Linked DNA regions of Homo sapiens: region 2 is linked to region 1. Evidence: read pairs that join two places in POLR2A ChIA-PET (ENCODE). Cell type or tissue: Caco-2. All regions are shown on one strand.

Region 1 (5,000 bases):
CCTTTGGTCCTTACCATAGGCTGCCATGTATTATTGTCTATGTTGTGCCCTGTAGGCCTCTGCTAGGCTGTGAACTCCTTGACTGACTCCTCACTGTGTCCTTTTTACCTTGAATCACAGTGGCTTATCTAAAAATATAAGCTTTTTTCTGTCATATTCTGAATTCCCTGAAGGTAAGGACTATGTCTGATTCCTCTCTTTGTCCTCTGCACCCAGCGTAGGGCCTGAAACAGAGTAGCTAGCAGTAAAGATACACTGAATGAATGAATGAGTCAACCATCCTTGGCCTCTGGAGCTAATTGAGAAGGCTAGGGGGAGTTCCGCTGTAGGGAGAAGGATGTTGCATCCCTTTGTAGATTGTGTAGCATTCAAAACCTGCTGAACACTCACCCTCAATGTATATTCTCTGTTCTGGCCTGCTTCAAGGTCAGTTACACTACTTCCTGGGATGGGCCTTTCTCTGGCTTAAGCTTGGTTGTCCCTGGCTTTCCCAAGGATCACAGCCCAAAAGGCACAGTGGGGAAAATTTATGGCCTATTCCAGAAGAGTGAGCAGCCTAATCAAGCCAAGCCTTGATTTGGGGTTCTCACTTCACTGGTATTTTCCCTCTGTCCCTAATTGGGTTTTCTATAGTTACTAGTTTTCCAGGCCTCCAAGGGAGATTCTGAGGCTTGATGTGTTCTGACTGTGTCTTGGCTTTGTGATGCTGAGTGCCAGAAATACTCTGTACTATAAAAACTACCATCGTTCTTTGAAACAACAAAGAGGAATAAAGAACTTAATTCTGGTGACTATTGTTTTTTTTTTCTTAAACTATAAGATGACTATTATACTAATATCTAGTTTGTACCCAACTTGTTTTAAAAAATGAATTTGAGGCAATTTCTTGGTTTTTCATAAGAACTTTTACTCTCAGAAACTTTACTAATGATAATCCTTTGCACTTTTACACATTGTTATTTGAACTTAATTACCTATTAAGGGAAGCAGAGCAGGGATTACAATGCCTGCTTACGGAATACAATGTCATACACTAGCTTTTAAGAGGAGGAGCCAGAGGTACAGAGTCACCACTGACAGCAGTGCTGGTGCTTGCCACTGCATATCTTACCCTTTTTTCAAAACACCTTGAGATTATTCTCAACTTGTAGCTGAAGGGGCCACAAATATTTATTAACAGCCAAATCAAGTGGAATGATAGCTTTAACTTAACTGCTAATTTTTACTTGACTTTGTTTGTTCCATTGAGACGTTTAAGGCACTACTGAATTTGGCCAAATTTTTCAGCATAACTCCTTAAGCTCTGTCAGTAGGTCAGTCTGCTCTCTTAATTTCACTATTGGAAAGCTTTCAGGCTGGGCATGGTGGTTCATACCTGCAATCCCAGCACTTTTGGAAAGCTGAATCACAGAAAAACATCCTTGGCTGGTGGAGAATGCCTGTGTCAGTAGAAAACTGAAAGAAGGGAGCCAGGCAGAAACTGATAAGGGTTGAGAGGCGGCAAGAGTCCTGATGATAGCCAGTAGGGTCCTTCACTGTTGTGGGAACCAGTGACCCACCAGCCTTTATTTCTTAAGCTAGCTTGAATTAGACATATCTATATATGTAGCTTGCAACCAAAAGAATTTAAGTACCCATCCTCACAGAAACTTGATTAATTGGTACCTAAACTTGTTAGTCACTACCTGGAACTGAAATGTAAGCCATGAGGAGTTAACTTTTTTTTTTTCCTAAGTTTGCATGCACTCTCTTGCCTCTATTGCCTCAAGAAGCCTTGATAGAATCCCCACTTGCTCATTGCCTGGCTTGGGTGTTACAGCTACCTTGATCTCCTCTTTGGTTACGTTGTATGCAGTTTGTAATCCATCTTCGTCCTCTTTGCTTATAAGTGCCTTCTTGAGGGGTGGCTTTGAGACTGCTTCATCAACATCATGATCTGGCAGTTTTGACAAAGATTCCTTGGTTGATTGATAGTCCCTGAGTGACGTGTCCAGTTTCCGTCTGCATGCATTTACAGCCATGCAGAGGTTTGGGGACTTAGCGGGTGGTAATTCCTCACATCCTCGTAGCCTAAATACTTTGAGGAAAGGAAATAGTTCCTCACCATTTTCCTCAATCAGGCATCTTCTGACCATCAGGAACCTCATGATGTCATGACCTACTCCAGTCAACAAAGCTGCATGGTTGAAACCTTCCTCAATGAACCTATGCATTGTCACATATGGTGTCATTTCAGAAAATGTGGCAATGAGTTTAAATTGGCTTATAAAGGTACACGGGGTCATCCGTAGGCTTGGGTGAGCATCAAGTTTAAAACGAAAGTATGTGATTTTGATGTCAAGGCCTTTGCATGCTAACCATGATGCAGCCTCTTTAAAGTCACACACAGGATCTAGATCGACTGACAGAGACACCTCCAGGCCTGACGGTAGATAGTAGAGTATTAAACCTTTTGGCGATTTGTCGCATTGGATTGCCACTCAGCTTGCACACAATGTAATATATCAGAAGACAGCTTTAGCGACTTTGCACTTGTGTTGAAGTTGCTCATTTTGTTCCAGTCAGCCATGAACCATGGAGCATTTTGACCCTCTTTTCCCAAGACTGATCTGTCTGGAGTAATGAATTCTTTAAGCTCTGGAACGAGGGTATAAAGTTGATCAAAAGTAGCAACGAGCACTGTGATAGTAACTGACACAGTACCTCCCAAAGTGAGAGAGTTTGCTTTTGGAATTGAAGGAAGAGCTGTGCAACAGGCAGCGTACACATCTTAAGTGAGGCAACACAATCACAGGTTGATCACCTTCGCTATGTTCTAGTGGCATGTTTGCAGGTTCCAATCACTAGGAGCTTTAATGGCTTTGTTAACCTGTTGGTGATGTCGCATGAAGATTGTCTGACAAATTACTTTAAATACTAAAGTTTGATAAACAGTATTACCTAACAGTACATTACCAGGAGAGACATTGGGCTAGAACAGAGAGAGAACTGGACTAGGAGGAGCCAGGAGTTCAAGGTCCTTGTCCTAGAGCTTGTCAGTGACCTGATGGATGACTTTGTGCAAGTCACTGGCCCTCCTGGGAACCAGTTGATTCAGCTCTATCATGAGCACAACCCTTGCCCAGCCCCCTCACCAGAGAGTGGTGTAGATCTGATGAGTCAGTGAATCCTCAAAAGGGTTTAGAAAACAGTGAAGTGTTGTGTCAATAGGAAGAAGATAAATTGCCATCCTCCCTTTGATCTCCATTATCCTTCAGCACTGGCAAGATTTGACTGTTGGATGCTAAGAATGAGAGTGATGCAGAAAGAGGGGAGGAAGGCAGGGCCCACTGAGGAGGGAACTCCAAGGTGGACGACCGTCATGCCTTGCCTCAGTCCATCCTTAGCAACTGCAGGCCTGATGATTTTCACCAACCTTCTGACTGTGCCCCAGACTTTTTGCTCCCCTGCTATGAGGAACAACCCAGCCTGGGTATGGAAGAGGGAAATCTCAGCCCCAAGTAGTTGGGAAGGGACTTGGTCTGAGTGGTCTCTGTCCTCTGCCCACCACAAGGCCAGGTATATTACAGTATAGGAAGAAGAGTACAAGGGAAATAACATTTGTAAAGTGCCTACTATGTACTTTGGGTTATACATACATTCTCTCGCTTAATTCAGCAAGCCTGTTTAGAGTTAGGAAAGCTGAGATTCAGCAAGGTTACACAATACATTCCAATGTCACACAACCAGTAAGTGTGACAAAAACCTCTGTTTTTGTCGTATAGCAAAGAAGAGGCAGAACTGAGGGGCAATGTTTACCTTGCAGGTTGATATGAGGCAAAGATAGTGCCTCTTAAGTCCTTGGAACATGGTGGACATTCAGCAGCTGGTAAGAGGCAGCTGATGAGGCAACTGTAATAATGTATCTTACAGTGCACTAGAGTCACCTCTCAAACCAAAGGTTTCCCCCTTCCATTTTATCCAAGAGAAATGCATTCATTTCTCTCCTTGGAAGCCCAGACCTAGCTGGAGATTATTTTCCAGTGCCCCCAAGCTTCAGATCAGATGGCTTCCAAGACTCAGAGTCATCCTAAACATAGTTTCTGTTGTCACCAACTAGGAATAGAATCAGAAATGAGAACCTGGATTCTCTTAAGGTGTAAACAGAACTTGATAGCAGATGAAGCTGACTTAGTGCCAGAGGCCTCAGACACGAGGCAGATCTCTGAGTCACAAGTTGGAGATAGATTCTGTTTGGGACTACAGCCAGTAACCCTGTCTCTGCCTTTCCCCACTATGGGGCAGTCTCTGAAGCTGTACCCAGTGACTAGGTCTCAGCCCACCATTGCAATGTGGATGTTCCTTCACACATCATCCCTAATCCTCACAACAGCCAAAGAAGCAAGGCATTGTCCCCAACCTGCAAATCAGGAAACTGAGCCCTGGAAAGATTGAGTCACTTGGGAAAATATAGGTTTTTCATCTGTAAAAACTAGAATAGGCTGGGCATGGTAGCTCATGCCTGTAATCCCAGCACTTTGGGAGGCAAAGGTAGGTGAGGAGTTCAAGACCAGCCTGGGCAACATGGTGAAACCCTGTCTCAACAAAAAAATACAAAAATTAGCCAGGTGTAGGGGCACGCACCTGTAGTCCCAGCTACTCGAGAGGCTGAGGTGGGAGGACCACGTGAGGCCCAGGAGGTTGAGGCTGCTGTGAGCTGTGATTGCGCCATTGCACTCCAACCTGGGCAACAGAGTGAGACCCTGCCTCAAAAAAAGAAAAAAAGAATAATAAAAATACCTTTTATCTCTGAGTCACAAGTTGCAGATAGATAAAACTTTTTTAGATAAAAGTTTAAACCTTTGGCACATAGAAGATGTTCAAAACATGGGAGCTGCCTTGATTATTATTTTTTCCTACAGTAATCATACTAGCCCATAATGTGTGCGCAATGTGTATGTGATGGTCTGGATATATGTGTCCTCCGCAAATTCATATGTTGAAACCTAACACCCAAGATG
Region 2 (5,000 bases), 93 kb after region 1:
TGACTAAGTATTTTTACTACATGTGATAATTGAAGTCAGGTTTTGAGCTCAATGTTTTATTTGATTTTAGAAATATTTTAAACTAGCTTTTGATATATTAGAATTTATCTTTTTATCTTTATTCTTTCTCCCTCTCCCAGCTACATCAAGATATAAAATATAGCACATAGTAGGTTCATGATATATGTACTTACTATGTGAATGACAGCTATGTCATTTAGCTGACAGTTTTAATTTTCTTGCGAAGCGGTTTAGGTAGCCACTTTTGAGGACAGATAAATGATTAGGTTTAAAAAATTCAGATCATTGCCACATGTAAAACACATTAGTTTATGTAAGCATCCCAATGTTTGGTTAAAAAACCAAACCTCTACTGGAGAGAATCAGTAAAATTAGGACCATTAGTCAGACACACTATGACTCAGAATGAGCACTGCACTCTGAGATAAAAATGAGATCAATTTTAAGACAGTGTTTTCCGGATGTAAGTGTGCCTCATGTGAGTTTAGTGTGAGGAGGCTCCTCAGATAACAAACCTAACTCAAGTGGGACTTTGATACTGCCAGACCCTCATCCTATATGTCTCTGTTCTTTTCTCTCATCTCCTCTTCTCAATGACTTTTCCACACCTTCTCTTCACTCCTCAGTCCACCAATACCTCTTCCCATCGCCACTCCAGCAATCAAGTGATAACTCCCACAGACTGTCATCCCACAACCACCCACCTACCAGCCTCTGCACCCACACACTGCGCTTTCCTACCTGTGACCACAGATGAACTCCTCATGCCCTTATGTAAAGTCAGTCACAGCCTGGGCAACATGCAAAACCCCATTCCTAAAAATAAAAAATTAGCTGGGCATCTTGGTGTATGCCTGTAGTCCCAGCTACATAGGAGGCTGAGGTGGGAGGATTGCTTGAGCCCAGGAGGTCAAGGCTGCAGTGAGCCATGATTGTGCCACTGCCCTCCAGCCTGGGCAATAGAAGGAGACCCTGTCTCAAAAAATAAAAATAAAGCCATTCACTTCAAATCTCCCCTCTCTCCTCCATCACCAATTTTTCTCTCTACTGAATCATTCCCACCAGTGTACAAATACATTGTAATTTTTCCCACCTTAAACAAAAATTTTATCTCTATAAACTGCTGATTACATTTTAAAAATCAAGGGGCACAACACCTTGTATAGTAGTAGACTATAGTAGACTACTATTCATTCAGAAGGAGTGGAAATATAACTCTATAGTCATATTTATGTATCACATAGCAATATTTATAAATTATATATATGTGTAAACATGTGAAAATATCTTCTATTAAAAATAGAAAGAAAAATGTTTTAATGAATAAAAATGGTTTCTTTAAAGGGGATGCAATAGGTGGAAGGAGCAGGAATGGAAGCTAGAATTCACCAAAAATGCCTTATTTTATAATACTGACTTTAAAAATTGTTATAATTATGACTTTAAAAATTATAAGGGTGGTGGCTCACGCCTGTAATCCCAGCACTTTGGGAGGCCAAGGTGGGTGGATCATGAGGTCAGTAGATCGAGACCATCCTGGCTAACGTAGTGAAACCCCGTCTCTACTAAAGATACAAAAAAATTAGCCGGGCGTGGTGGTGGGCCCCTGTAGTCCCAGCTACTCGGGAGGCTGAGGCACAAGAATGGCGTGAACCTGGGAGGCGGAGCTTGCAGTGAACCGAGATCGCCAACAGAGCGAGACTCCGTCTCAAAAAAATAAAATAAAATAAAATCATGTACTCTGCTGGCCATGGTGGCTCATGCCTATAATCCCAGCACTTTGGGAGTCCAAGGCAGGAGGATTATTTGAGGTCAGGAGTTTGAGACCAGCCTGGCCAACATGGTGAAACCCTGTCTCTACTAAAAATACAAAAATTAGCCAGCTGTGGTGGTGCAAGCCTATAGTCCCAGCTACTTGGGAGGCTGAGGCAGGAGAATCACTTGAACCCAAGAGGTGGAGGTTGCAGCGAGCTGAGATTGCGCCACTGCACTCCAGCCTGGATAAGACAATGAGACTCCGTCTCAAAAATAATAATAATAAATCGTGTACTCTGCTGAGCTCTCTAGGTCCCCCGTCTCTCTGTGTGGGGGCCTCTCAGGCTTTTGTGACAGGAGGGGCAAATGCCTTCTCTTGGAGAACTCACTCCTGATAGAGCCTAAACCAAAGGTAGACCTTTCCATTATTGTTCCCAAGCAGAGACTCCAGGCACATCCCGGGTCGCTTTTGTCTTCCTTTCTCCCGGTTGCTGCAGCCCAGCAGGTGTTCTGTCTAGTCACTGTCTGCCCACTCTGCTGTTGGCTCCGCCTCCTCAAAGCCAAAAGGAGCAGTCACGAGGGCCATTGTTGCTAGAAGGGACCCAGATAACTGAAAGCTGTAGCTGTCCAAAGAGAAGCCTGTCTCAAAGTTTTCAGGGATTGTTCTGAAAACTTTGACATGTGCGCACTACATATGTGCTTGGGTCAAGCCCTGGACTGGTGCATTGGAGCTGAGGAAATACTGGCTTAGCCTACTTCAGGAGAAGCCTCTGATGGGCGGTCCTGCCAGCTTCAGGTCCACATCCACATTGCTGCTCTTTGACCTCCACTGATTCCATGAGCAGTTTGTCTTTGATTTTCTTGGAACTACGTCTACATTCTTTTCTAGAACAAAAGCATTCGTGATGTGTAAAGAAATCACGATTCATACTGTACAATCTCAATCTCATAAAACTGGATGTTATACCTATATTCACAGAGGACCTAGAAACTGTAAACTGCTTGTGATTGTAGGTGACTTTGTTCTTTACTTCTTGTGTTTTTAAGTTTCCTAAAATGCACATATTAACTTAAAAAATAAGGGTTATGTCACTAATCATTAGAGAAATGTAAACTAAAACCACAATGAGATACCATCTCACACTAGTCAGAATGGCTATTATTAAAAACTCAAAAAATAACTCATGCTGGCAAGGTTGTGGAGAAAAGGGAATGCTTATACACTGCTGGTGGGAATGTAAATTAGTTTAGCCACTGTGGGAGGCAGTTTGGTGATTTCTCAGAGAATTAAAAACAGAACTAACATTAGACCAGCAATTCCATTATTGGGTATATATCCAAAGGAATAATCACTCTACCATAAAGGCACATGCACATACGTGTTCATCACAGCACTATTCACAATAGCAAAGACATGAAATCAATCTAAATGCCCATCAACAGTAGACTGGATAAAGAAAATGTGGAACATATACACCATGGAATACTATGCAGCCATGAAAAGGAATGAGATAATGTCCTTTGCAGCAACATGGATGGAGCTGGAGGCCATTATTCTAAGTGAACTAATGCAGAACAGGAAACCAAATACTGCACGTTTTCACTTTAAGTGGGAGCTAAACATTGAGTACACATGGACACAAAGAAGGAAACAACAGACACCAGAGCCCACTTGAGGGTGAAGGGTGGGAGGAAAGTGAGGATCACAAAACTACCTATCAGGGCCAAGCACAGTCACTCATGCCCATAATCCCAGCACTTTGGGAAGCCGAGGTGGACGGGATCACTTGAGGCCAGGAGTTCAATACCAGGCTTGGCAATATGGCGAAACCTTGTCTCTACCAAAAATACAAAAATTAGCCGGGTGTACGTAGTAGCACATACCTGTAATCCCAGCTACTCAGGAGGTTGAGGCAGAAGAATCACTTGAACCCGGGAGGTGGAGGTTGCAGTGAGCCAAGATTGTACAACTGCACTCCAGTCTGGTAACAGAACGAGACTCTGTCTCCAAAAAAAAAAAAAAAAAAAAAAAGACAGTCCTGGGTTGCTCATTGCTCTATGATTGATTGTGAAGCCTAGCTCCCAGATTTTGAAGTGGTGACTGGAAAATGCTTTGTCTAAAATGAACATGGGACAAATGACCCTCCTGTGTGAGAGCTCCCTAATAAAGAATCTCAGAGGTCACCCCCATGAGCAGTACAGGAGTTGAACATGGACTATCATCATTCTAAAGGGTTAATGCTCAGTTAACTAGAGCCCCATCCCAGCAGATCCAATAGAAAGGTTTTCAATGCACCCAAAACGATGCAAACTGCACTTCCCTGGACATTGCTGCAGTCAGAGTGTGAGTCATGGGCTGACTGTCTCCACGTTAGGCTGAGTTGGGGGGTTTGAGTGACAGAAACTAAGAAGGTCATAGCCAGAGGAGCCGTAAGAGGCCATCCAGTCCAGCTGCCCTTTCTCCTCCCCATTCCTCCTTTCACTGCTTTGCTGACACCCCAGCGAAGAGGTGGTCCAAGGCTTTTCACTGCCAGGACTATCCAAGGGTCATATCAGGCTTGAGTCACCAGCAAAGCAGGGTCACCAAAAATACTTCCTGAGAGAATGTAACATTTGATATTTCAAAACATCATTCAAATAGTCCATCATAGGAAATATCAGAATTTGGCTGGACTGTCTCAACACTTATTTTATAGGTTAGGGTTCTTATTTTATTTTGAATTATATACTACATCTAAGTAATACAGCCCTGTGCTTAGGGCCAAAAGACATTTTCCCAGGGCACAGAACTTGCCCAAGCAGATCTTTCCTGTTGGGTTTTTACAGTGCTGGTGGGGAAGAGGGGTCAGAAAAACCAACCACCTGAATGTCCATCCTGCACTTTCTGTACGTCATCTCTCCCCATCAGACAGCTCTGCCAGGAAGTGCTTATGCCCCTTCAACTAATGAAGAAAACTGAGGTCAGAGAAGGCCAGGCCCTCCTTCAAGGTCACAGTTGGTGAGTGAGAGCAGAGGCTACTCCTGGAGCCTGGCAACCCACAGTCCTGCCTCCTGGGCCAGCTCTAACACTCTTGCTGTGACTGTGGGTCTCTGAGTCTTGATTTTCTCATCCGTACAGTGAGGGGTTTGAGGAAATCATCTCTGAGATGTTTCCAAATCAATGAGCTATTTTCTGAGTGTCCCTCTGCGTTTTGCAGAGTGGGGGTTCAGAGACAGATGTCACA

Evidence for each region. Peaks named below come from ENCODE experiments on the same cell type or tissue, not always from the same donor. Only the 100,000 strongest peaks of a DNase experiment are listed, where the experiment ranks them.
Region 2: POLR2A ChIA-PET joins it to region 1 with 5 read pairs; 1 of 35 experiments calls an interaction of 5 or more read pairs at or near these places.

The regions. Positions count from the first base shown.
Region 1 is chr11:75,010,117-75,015,116 of GRCh38, forward strand. NEU3 (neuraminidase 3) reads left to right here. Exons shown (of 3, transcript NM_006656.6): 3 at 1-791. Among named protein-coding and RNA genes, the nearest start is that of NEU3, 24 kb to the left of the region's middle. In Caco-2, no CTCF peak of the experiment used is centred here; a DNase peak (open chromatin) is centred at 3,115.
Region 2 is chr11:75,103,234-75,108,233 of GRCh38, forward strand. No RefSeq gene overlaps it. Among named protein-coding and RNA genes, the nearest start is that of OR2AT4, 8.9 kb to the left of the region's middle. In Caco-2, no CTCF peak of the experiment used is centred here; a DNase peak (open chromatin) is centred at 2,328.